Regions from separate parts of the Homo sapiens genome. Here regions 1 and 2 are each linked to region 3. The links are chromatin contacts, found by Hi-C in ENCODE. All regions are on one chromosome and are shown on one strand. Each heading gives the region's core, a stretch centred on a gene start or an enhancer-like site at or near the end of the contact. The rest is flanking DNA. Distances are from core to core; before and after follow the strand shown.

Evidence for each region. A loop is a pair of places that touch in the nucleus more often than their neighbours do. Pooled maps may share reads with other maps.
Region 1: a loop to region 3 is called in a pooled map, with 4 times the contacts of the local background. The contact joins the promoter of IPPK here to the promoter of RMI1 in region 3. A Hi-C loop is called at or near these places in 2 of 50 pooled maps.
Region 2: a loop to region 3 is called in a pooled map, with 7 times the contacts of the local background. The contact joins the promoter of OSTF1 here to the promoter of RMI1 in region 3. A Hi-C loop is called at or near these places in 2 of 50 pooled maps.

Annotation. Positions count from the first base shown.
Region 1 is chr9:92,668,792-92,672,179 of GRCh38, reverse strand. IPPK (inositol-pentakisphosphate 2-kinase) reads left to right here and starts at 2,049. Exons shown (of 13, transcript NM_022755.6): 1 at 2,049-2,272. The coding sequence starts at 2,192. LOC107987095 (a long non-coding RNA gene) reads right to left here and starts at 1,818. Exons shown (of 2, transcript XR_001746837.2): 1 at 1,507-1,818. RefSeq lists enhancers at 52-221, 479-773, 1,528-1,577, 1,588-2,037, 2,778-2,947 and a silencer at 2,078-2,257.
Region 2 is chr9:75,087,264-75,090,492 of GRCh38, reverse strand. OSTF1 (osteoclast stimulating factor 1) reads right to left here and starts at 1,979. Exons shown (of 10, transcript NM_012383.5): 1 at 1,767-1,979. The coding sequence starts at 1,800. NMRK1 (nicotinamide riboside kinase 1) reads left to right here and starts at 2,338. Exons shown (of 9, transcript NM_017881.3): 1 at 2,338-2,485. RefSeq lists silencers at 1,589-1,678, 1,869-2,468.
Region 3 is chr9:83,978,945-83,982,398 of GRCh38, reverse strand. It overlaps RMI1 (RecQ mediated genome instability 1), which reads right to left and starts at 1,594. Exons shown (of 3, transcript NM_001358291.2): 1 at 1,508-1,594. It overlaps HNRNPK (heterogeneous nuclear ribonucleoprotein K), which reads left to right and starts at 2,184. Exons shown (of 17, transcript NM_031263.4): 1 at 2,184-2,246. RefSeq lists silencers at 1,181-1,260, 2,071-2,210 and enhancers at 905-1,413, 1,471-1,560, 1,581-1,650, 1,781-1,840, 1,414-1,921 and 2 more.

The DNA.
Region 1 (3,388 bases), core at 800-3,299, 8.7 Mb before region 3:
GAGCCACCTCCCACCCAGCTTCCCCACCACCCCCCCCCCACCGCCTCCTTTTTTCTCTTTCAGACGGAGTCTTGCTCTGTTGCCCAGGCTGGAATGCAGTGGCACGATCTGGGCTCACTGCAACCTCTACCTCCCGGGTTCAAGTAATTCTCCTGCCTCAGCCTCCCGAGTAGCTGGGATTGCAGGCGTGCACCACACACCCAGCTAATTTTTGTATTTTTAGTAGAGATGGGGTTTCACCATATTGGCCAGGCTGGTCTCAAACTCCTGACCTCATGATCCACCGCCTTGGCCTCCCAAAGTGCTGGGATTACAGGCGTGAGCCACCACACCCAGCCTCCCCCACTTTTTTTTTTTGAGACAGAATCTTGCTTTGTCACCCAGGCTAGAGTGCAGTGGCTTGATCACGGCTCACTGCAGCCTCAACCTCCCGGGCACAAGCGATCCTCCCGCCTCAGCCCCTCAGCCCTACAAGTAGCTGGGGCTACAGGCACAGATACCACACCCTGCTAATTTTTTGTAGAGACAGGGTTTCACCATGTTGCCAGGCTGGTTTGGAATTCCTAAGCTCAAGCGATCCGCCCACCTCGGCCTCCCAGAATGCTGGGATTACAGGCATGAGTCACCATGCCCTGCCCCAGCCTCCCTTTTGAGGCCTAAAATGGAGGAAAGAGATGCTCAAAGCCTTCAGCTCATTTTCCTGAGTCACTGGCCTGATTTCACTACAATTCCCAAGGCCTGGCAAGGTGCCCAGCCGTTCTCAAAGTTGGGTCTGCAGGTCCTCTCTTTGTGAACTACATAACTGCAGATGTTCTTCACAATGTGTATGTCAACCAATGCAATATATTGCAGCAGACCGAATGCCGAAGCACATGTGAGAACCTATTAGGTCAGATTTTAAAAAGATTTGCAAAAGTGTAAAACAATACCACTCCTTTATTTTGGTGGTGGGCGTGGAATGTAATGTTTACTTTTTTTTTTTTTTTTTTTTTTGAGATGGAGTCTCACTCTGTCGTCCACGCTGGAGTGCAATGGCGCGATCTTGGCTTACCGCAACCTCCGCCTCCTGGGTTCAAATGATTCTCTTGCCTCAGCCTCCGGAGTAGCTGGGATTACAGGCCTGCGCCACCATACCTGGCTCATTTTTGTATTTTTAGTAGAGACAGGGTTTCACCATGTTGGCCAGGCTGGTCTCAAACTCCTGACCTCAGGTGATACGCCCGCCTCAGCCTCCCAAAGTGCTGGGATTACAGGCGTGAGCTACCGCGCCCGGCTGTTTACTTTTAAACGAAACAACAAAAAACTTTAAAGCATTTTAACTTAGAATGTGGTAACATCGATAGCTGTAACCCACATTAGCAAAAGCTTGGGGCCCTCATTTTTATGAGTATAAAGTGGTCCTGAGACTACGAGTTTGGGAAATGCGGTAGCTCTACGAGGCGGTGCCATTCTTGCCGCCGCATCAGTGAATTTAGGAGAAGGAAGGTCGTTAGCCCTCTGCCTCACCGCCAAGCAGGAGCCTTGCGCTCCAACTGCGTCCCTCGAAGTCTTCAGGCAAAAGCGGGACTGGGGAGTCCAGTCCTGTGGCCCAGCCACATTTCCTCGCGTAGAACGTTGGACAATGTTTTCTACCTCACAGGACCATCCAAATGACTGCGTTAGGTATTCCCATGAAATGTACGATGAGTACACCCTATTCTACAGAAGCAAAAGCTGAGGCTCAGAGACGCCAAGAGGTTTGCTGGGGTCTCGCGACTAAGCGGTCCCAACACCCAGACACCCTGGCTACCCGGGGACTGCCGGTCACTACCGGGCGCCGAAAAGCCGCCGGCTCCTTCCGCCAGCTACACATCCGGCGCCGAGGCCGGAAGCTTCTCTTCCGGCTCCCAAGACCGCGTTCCGGAAATGAGTCGCTCTACCAGTACCTAAGATGGCCGCCGGCCCATCCACCGTCGCGATCGGTGTGAGGAAAGTGTCACGAACCCGGAATTGCCCGACTCCGTCATGGCAGGCGCCGGGGGCGTGGCTTCCGGCGGCCACAGCTTGCTAGTCGCCGCGGCGGGGTCGAGCGGGGGCGGCAGCTGACAGGCGCTCCTCCCCCGACCGCAGCGGCTGGTTCCCAGCGAGGCGGGCGGCCCCCAGCTCGCGTCCCCGAGTCCTAGCCCGCGAGGCGCCAGGGCTGCGCCTGGGCATGGAAGAGGGGAAGATGGACGAGAATGAATGGGGGTACCACGGAGAGGGCAATAAGAGCCTGGTGGTGGCCCACGCGCAGGTGAGCGGTGGACGTGCGGCGCAGGTCCGGTACCTCACTCCGACGGCCGGTATCACCCCGCCCCCATTATCCGTTTCCTCAACAGGGTCGGTTCCACGTCCCCCCAGTACCTTCCTCCTCCCCGGCCGGTCTCCGGAATTCCCCCACCCTCCAGCATCCCCCCCTACCGCTTGGGTTCCTCATCACCCCAGTATCCCCTCTCTACTGGGTCAGTCTCCCATTGCCCCAGATCCTTCTCCTGGCCGGTCTGTCGTCCCCTCAGTATTCCCGTTCCCCGTCAGAGTCAGTTCCACATCCCCCTCCCCGCCCCGTCGGTGCCGCGCTCAGCCTCACGCGGTGCCGCCTCCCGCCTGGATGCCCGCCGGACTGCCAGGCCGCAGTGGGGTGGAGGCTTGGTTGGGACGGAGGGCCCGGCCAGCACTGGAGGAAGAAGCAGAGTGCCCACAGTGCTGTTACTCTCAGCACCAAAAGAGTTCAGCCTCGTGAGACTACGGAATTGCTGTGCTGTTAATAGTAAGGGGATGTTGTCCACAGGTCCTCTTCTCAACCTTTTAGAATTTGAAGGCTTTCACCTGAATTCAACGAGGGTGAAAGTTTTAGAAACTGCAGTAAGATCTCGCAAAGGTGAATCCCAAGAGTGAAGCGTGTGGGTTTCTGTGAGGGCCCAGATCTCTCTGACCTTTTGCTGTCTGGTACAACCACGCAGGAATGTGGCCGGCTGGAACGGGGGAGGGGGGTGAGGGAGGCGAGGATAGGTGTCATGTAGGGAGGAGTTAGAGCATGGGTGTTAAAGGCACAGGAATCTCAGTGTCTACATTTGTGAAGTGGAACTAGTAGTAGAATTCACTTTGTGGGATTGTTGCAAAGACCAGTTACGCAGGAACCCATCAAGTTATGCTTAGCAAGTGATAATTGTCATCCCTTGGACAGATAAATAAAGTGAAAATCAGAGAGGTTAAGGGCATTGCCCGAGTCGAACAGCTTGTCAGGGATGATGTAGGCAGTGGAGTCCTGCCTTGCTTCTGTTGTTCCTATGCTGGGTGCATTGGTCAGCTGTAGTGTAAGCTGCAAACACCCAGGTAGCCCCTAGGTTGTGCCTTTGGATTTTGTTGCTCA
Region 2 (3,229 bases), core at 730-3,229, 8.9 Mb after region 3:
TAAAATAAAATGCAAAGTTCCCTCTAAACACCTGTCATGTTTAACCATAAGCTTTCTGATGTGAAGGAGAAAGGAGGTTCCTGGGAATGTATCCACAATTAGTAACAGGATGACCCTTAAACCCCCAAGTGTGAATGAACCCACATGTATACATTACTGTGTACACACACACACACACACACACACACACACACACACCTGTCAATGTCCCTCCATTTGCAATATAGACAGCATTTAATACGCATGAAGAGATTTTTAAAAAGGGCATTCTTTAACGTATTTCAACTGGCAGCAGGTGATCAGAAAAAAATAAGATAAATAAAATATTGTTTAGCTATCAAAGAACAACTCTGCACTGTTAGATACTTAAGGTCCTGATTTGCACCTGAGTTTAGAAAGCTACCTCATACATATGCACTTAAAATGGAAATTTCTCATCAGATTCCACATCTAATGCAATGCAGAACCCAACTCTAGCTGTGCCCCATCTTTGCCCAGGGCAGAGCCAGTCTCAGCAACTTCCTTCACACTCAGCCCACCAAGATGTCAGTCCTCAGTGAAGCACTATTCCACATACGTACGTACATGATTATCAAATAAAGGGACTTCATACTCCAACTGCAGGAACGCAAAGAAACAAAACTAGATAAGTATGAAAGCTATAGAGTTTAGGAAAATCAAGGAAAAAAGTAATCACTGAAACTCATCTCTTGCAAAGAAAGTTACTTCAAAATTTGACGTAAATGGATTAAATTTCAGCATTTCGCTATACCGAAATTACACTATGGGAAGAAAAAACCCAAGAATACATCGGAGCCATTTATCTTCCATTTCCTGTATTTCCCTTAATTACCTACCCAAATGAATGCACGTAAGAGTTGTTAAAGTATTGAAATACGTCAGTCCTTTCTAATTACCTACCCAAATGAATGAGCGGAACAGTATGTTACAACTTTTAATTAAAATACGTCAGTTTCTTTTACAATTATCTTATTTCTGCATATCACAGAAAATATTCTAAGAACAGAGCAAAAATGAACAAGGACAATCCGCCCAGAAAACTGCTTTGAGGAATTTAGTAATCTCAGCCCTCTCAGGTTTAGCACGCCAACGTCTTTGGGAGAGCAAAGGCAAAGGAGATGATAAAATGACACTTCCAAATAGCAACAGCTGAGATCACTGCCGCATCCTAGATTCTTTCCACCAGGAGCGCGAGTATAGGGTTTTTTTCTAAACGCTCTTCCCAAGATCCCGAGGTCAATTTCAAACGCTGCTCCACGCTTAAGTCCCGAGGGAGGCTCGCTCGCCCACCCCACCCTGCAGGGATTGCACTTCCCGTTCGCTCTGGCCGGTCAGGAACCCTAACTTGACAGTGACAAACACTGAGAAAAGAGGAAGTGGCTAAAGATCATTTCATGACATTTTTTAAAGGGAGATCAATGGCCCTGTCTTTCCGGAAAACTTCCATGGGACGTTGCCATCACACCCTCTGAAAGTTTCAGCGAATGACAACGTAGCAAAAGTGAGGGCTACTCCCCTTTAAATATATATATATATATTAATCCTCGAAATCCTCTTGCTATCAAAATCGATCCCTCCTCCGTAACAGCGAACGCAAAACTAAGAGCGCCCATCCCGGTGGGGCCGATCTCGGAAGCCAGGCTCGGGGCCGGGTGCGCGCCGGGTCCTCCCTGCCAAGCTGCAGAGGAGGCGCCGGCACCGCGGCGGTCGCAGGACCTGGCAAGCGCCTACCTTACCTCCCTCACCTGGTTTGACTGGTTTGGGTGGCGGCTTCGACATCTCGCTTCCTGGAGCTGCAAATCCTAAAGACCCCGCCGAAAAGCCCACCGCTTGCCCGCCACCTGGCACTCCGGGCACCCCAGTTCTTTTTGTCTGGCTTACAACCGTGCGCCTCCTAGGACCGGCGCCCACCCTTGGCTGCGGGAAGAGCGGACGCAGGCAGAGCGGCTCCGCCGAGTGCTCCGCCCCGCCCCGCGGCCGCCGGAGCAGTCCAGAGCGCGCGCCGGGCCGACGAGGAAGTGGACCCCGCCTAGCCGAGCGCTAATTGGCTCCCGGGCTGGCAGCTTCGCCGCAGCAGGAGCGCGGGCGGCGCGCACGGCGGCGGAACCAGCCGGAGCCGAGCGAGGGCGAAGCGGGCGTGCGCCAGTGCAGTGCCGCGGGCCGCGCGCGCTCCCGATAGGGAAGGGCCGGAGCTGCGCAGGGGCGCGCGGAAGAGGCCAAGCTAGCCGGAGCCCCGCCCCGCCCCGCCCCGCCCCAACGGGGGCTGGAACCCGGCGCCGAGAGTAGAGAAAAGGGGCCTCTGGTGACCGCCCCTACCTGGCATCCCTCTAACCCAGGAGGAGCGTGGGGAAAGGGGCTGTGGGCCTCTCGGGGAGCGAGCTGCGGGTAGCGGCGCACTGGGTACAGGCGCGCGCTTGGCTGTCGCCTCTGCCGCTGTGTTTGGGAGGACTCGAACTGGCGCCAGGTGAGTGCGTACCTGCTCGCCCCTGCCGCGCCGCGCCGCCTTGCTGGGGCCTGGAGGTGTTTCCAGAGGGTTTCTGTGCTGGAGCCCGGGACTTGGTTGCGCCCTGAAAGCCTTGCCTGGACTCTTGCCACCCTCACAGAGCTGATAGGTGGCCTGCCGAGGAGGACGTGTACTCATGGTGGCGTGGTGCTCTAGCGCCCCGGAATAATCCTGAAAATGGGAACGCTGCCTCCAAGAGACCGCGCAGCCTGGAGAAGTCGCCAGGGACAGGATCAGGACTTGATCCTCGCGGATCGATATGGTCTCATTCCTCTAGCGTTGGGGTGATGACCTACTGCCCGCCTGCTGCCTGTTACTGTAAGGCCTGCTAAGAATTTTTTTTTTTTTTACTTTTTTTAATGACTGAAAAGAAATAAAAAGAAATATAATACTTTGTGACACGTGAAAATTACATGAAATTACGATTTCAGTGTCCGTAAAATTTTACTGGAACACGGTCACGCTCATTTGCATCTGTGTTTTCTGTGGCCGCTTTCGCATTACCCAGCAGGGTTGAGTAGCAGCTGGCAAAGCCCAAAGCATTTCCTGTCTGGCACTTTACAGAAAAAGTTTTCCTACCCCTGATCTATCGGATTGAATCTTCGGTGGGAGGAAAGAACTGGAGCACACAAGGAAGCCAATGGCATAAGTTCAAAATAACAGTCAATATTGTAAATTAATTGTATATTTGGGGAAAGAAAAAAC
Region 3 (3,454 bases), core at 345-2,844:
AGCCACCGTGCCCGGCCGGAAGAGGTTCTTATATAGGGCTGCTTACTTGTGATTCCCACTCATCATTCCTTATCAAGAAAATGATGACTGCAACATAAATCCTAATTTGAAAGAAAGCACAGCATCATCATTACCGTACCGCTATTTGTGCATATTAGTGTCAGTGACATGTCTCAGGTTTTAAATGACAAACTCAATTAAATGTTGCAAATACTAACTGGCGGATTAAATCTCTATAATCCAAGTATCCTAAGCCCCTACATAAACTCATCAGTTTTGAATATTTAATAAAATTCTGAACTTTGTGTTTTAGAACTGAAATGCGAGTTAAGTTTTACCTACCCAACAAGACTATACACTCTTCATGGTGGGGACCATTTAAAAAATTATATTATCACTTAAAGAGAACTTTTATAAATTCCACAATCCCGGACATTATGTTCTAACAGCATGTGTTAACGTATCCTCCCAGAATGTAAATACTGGTGTTTGTCATGAAATCCTCAGTGCGCCCTAACAAGAGTTTTCCTCTAATCAGTCAAGTAAAAGATGCTGGGTGGATGCAATCATGGCCATTTAAAAGAATGCTGGTATATATGTTTTGCAAATTACCCAAGAAGGAAACATTATAACAGGAATGAATCAGCACAAATTCATCAACACTAAAATATATGCATGTATTCGGCCAATGGTGGATTTCGCTTTATGTGCAGATTATGACACCTTTATGCTTCAAAATGAGTTTGGGATTGTGGGCGGAGGCTGGAAGGTTGACGAGTAAGGATGTGGAAAGCGGGTACTACCAGGGCTGGAGATTTCCCAGGGCTGTCACCGATTGAAAGTGACCTTATGTGCCTTAACAAAGGAAGTCATGAAAGCTTGGCACAGGAGCCTTAAAAGTAAGGAACCGAATACAATGCAAGTGTGCGCTGAACCCGCTAGAACAGGAGCACGTTTGAGGGCAAGGGTTTTTGTCTGTTTTCATCACTGCCACAAGGCAGGCGCTTTGAATGGAACGTGGAGGTCTGCAACGTATTCAGCGATACGCATTCATTTTAGGAGACAAGGGCAATACATATTGCCTAAAAATTTTATCGGAATAAACTACAGCGACGACACTACAAAATACTTCCATCTCAGGTCCCATTACCCAAGAGGAAAGTCTCAGAACCGAGAGCCCTGTGAAACCGCCTGTGCCCTCTCGGCGAGAAGTTCTCCAGTACTCCCAGGCTCGCCCCGCGTTTCCCCGGCTCCCGCCCCGGCGCAAGGCAGGCCGAGAACCGCCAGCTGCGCCCCCGGGCCCGGCCTTGACTGACGGGCGCCCCGGACCATTACAAACAACGGGTTTCCGAAGCGTGGGCCCGGCCCAGCGGACGCAGACGGCCCGCACTTACCGCGCCGCAGCTCGTCCCACAGCCCACAGACCACAGCCCGGGGCGGGGTAAGGGGCTTCGGGCACGAGTGTGGGCTGTGAAAACACGGGCATAAGTCTGGGCCGAGCACCGACCTGGGCGTCCCGCATTTTCCTCGCGCAACATCGGTCCCTGGGCAGCGCAACTGTAAGGACAGGAACCGCCGCGGCGCGCTCCCAGTTCCTTTTTTACCTCTTCCCGCCCGATTTGCCGCGCGCTCGCGCCCCTCCTCCAACCCCAAAGGACTCCTTCGGGGCTGGAAAACGCCCCTTCCCCGCCCCCTCCCTGTGCGCGTGAACTAGGCAGTTGTTAGATCTCGCGAGAGGTTCGCCCCCTAGCCGCCCCTCCCCCCAGCTAGTGAGTGCGCGAACGAGAAAGGAGGAGGGCGCTCCAGGCGACAGCACTGCAGACGCCATTATCCTCTGTTTCTCTGCTGCACCGACCTCGACGTCTTGCCTGTGTCCCACTTGTTCGCGGCCTATAGGTAATTGGAGTTATTGGAGCTTGGGTATTGCTGATTCGGGTAAGGGTTGGGGCTCCCTGAAAGGCTGCGTTTACTTTTCCCAAGCCCGGGTTTTCTCGAGCCCTTAGTGGCCTCCCAGCCCGAAGGGAGGCGCTGGCGGGAGGCGGGGTTGTCGCCTCCTCCGTCGCCTTGATTGACGTGGCCTCGGGCCAATCGCTTCGCCCTCGCACCATCGCTGAAGCCCTGGCAGCCAATAGGGCGCGACGGCGGGGAGGACGCGAGAAGGCGGGGGAGGGGAGCCTGCGCTCGTTTTCTGTCTAGCTCCGACCGGCTGAGGCGGCGCGGCAGCGGAGGGACGGCAGTCTCGCGCGGTGAGGAGCCGGGTTGGGGGAGCGGCTCGTGGAGGTGAGGGTCGGAGCCCAGTTTTTCCGCTTGAGGGAGGCGTCCTGGGAGCCGCTTTGGTGTTTGGCCGCTTCTCCGAGTGGGAACGTTGCCCGGTGTCCCCTCCCCCACCTCCGCCATTTCCCTGAGCGTGTATCCGCAGTCCGCGTTGTGGTCCTAGAGACTTGGGGATTCGTGAGGCATGTGCCTCTAGGATGAGCTGGAGCTATGTGGCACTGGGAACTAGGGACCTCGTGGAGGAAAGGAGGCCGGTGCGGGGAGAAGGTCGCGCCGCCGCTCTCTTTGTGTGAGCCCCGCCTCACCTTGGGTCTCCCGGCCCGGGGTCGGAGCTGGAGCGGCGGGGATGGAACGGTCAGGGCTGCCTCGATGGCTTTGTCTCGGGCAGTGGGGGGAGGATGCGGGGGATGAGACCTCGGGACCGCGTGGTGGGTGGGGGAGGGGGTCGGCGCTCGGCTCCGCCTAGTAGCACGTAGTCGCCATTACGCGGGCCGCCATTTCCTGTCGGATCCGGGTGAGGAGAGGTGCGGTGCTTCTGCTGTCGACTTTCGCTTTTTCCCGTCCTGTTACCCGGCTGTTTTTGATCTCGGTGCCGGGAGGCGGGGAGGGGAGGGCGCGTTGGCGCTCGGCCAGTGGAGCACATACTTAGCGGATTTTTGAGGCCTGGGGACTAGTGACTGCAGGACCCGAAGGGTGAACGGCAAGCGGCAACGTTATTCTTACAGATAAGCCCTGCTGTTTTTGCTTAAACTTTCTTATCCAACTCTTCTCCCACCACACCTCAGAAATTGCGTGCTGGGCCGGAAGGATGTCGTTTCAGTTGTCGTTAGGAGAGCAATAAGTCGACCAACGGTATGGGAGAATGGGAGGCATAAATGTGCCTCGCTTGTTGGCTCTTTGCTGTCTAGCCAACCTTCTAGTAGAGGCCGCTTGTCAACTCCTAGTCCCGACAAGAGGGAAGCTTAAAAAGGCTGTTTGTAGTCCTATCGACCGTTTTGGCACGTAGACACTTTAGTTTTCGTGTTACAGGCATGATTGTTGTGTTGTACTCCCTTAAGCCTAATTTAAAATAATCCGCTAGTGACTGTTAGTTTTCAAGGGCTCCATTTGTTTCGCTGATTAATAATAGACTGGTATTGTGGTAGTTTGGGTCTGGTCCTATATTAGATTTTTGGATTTA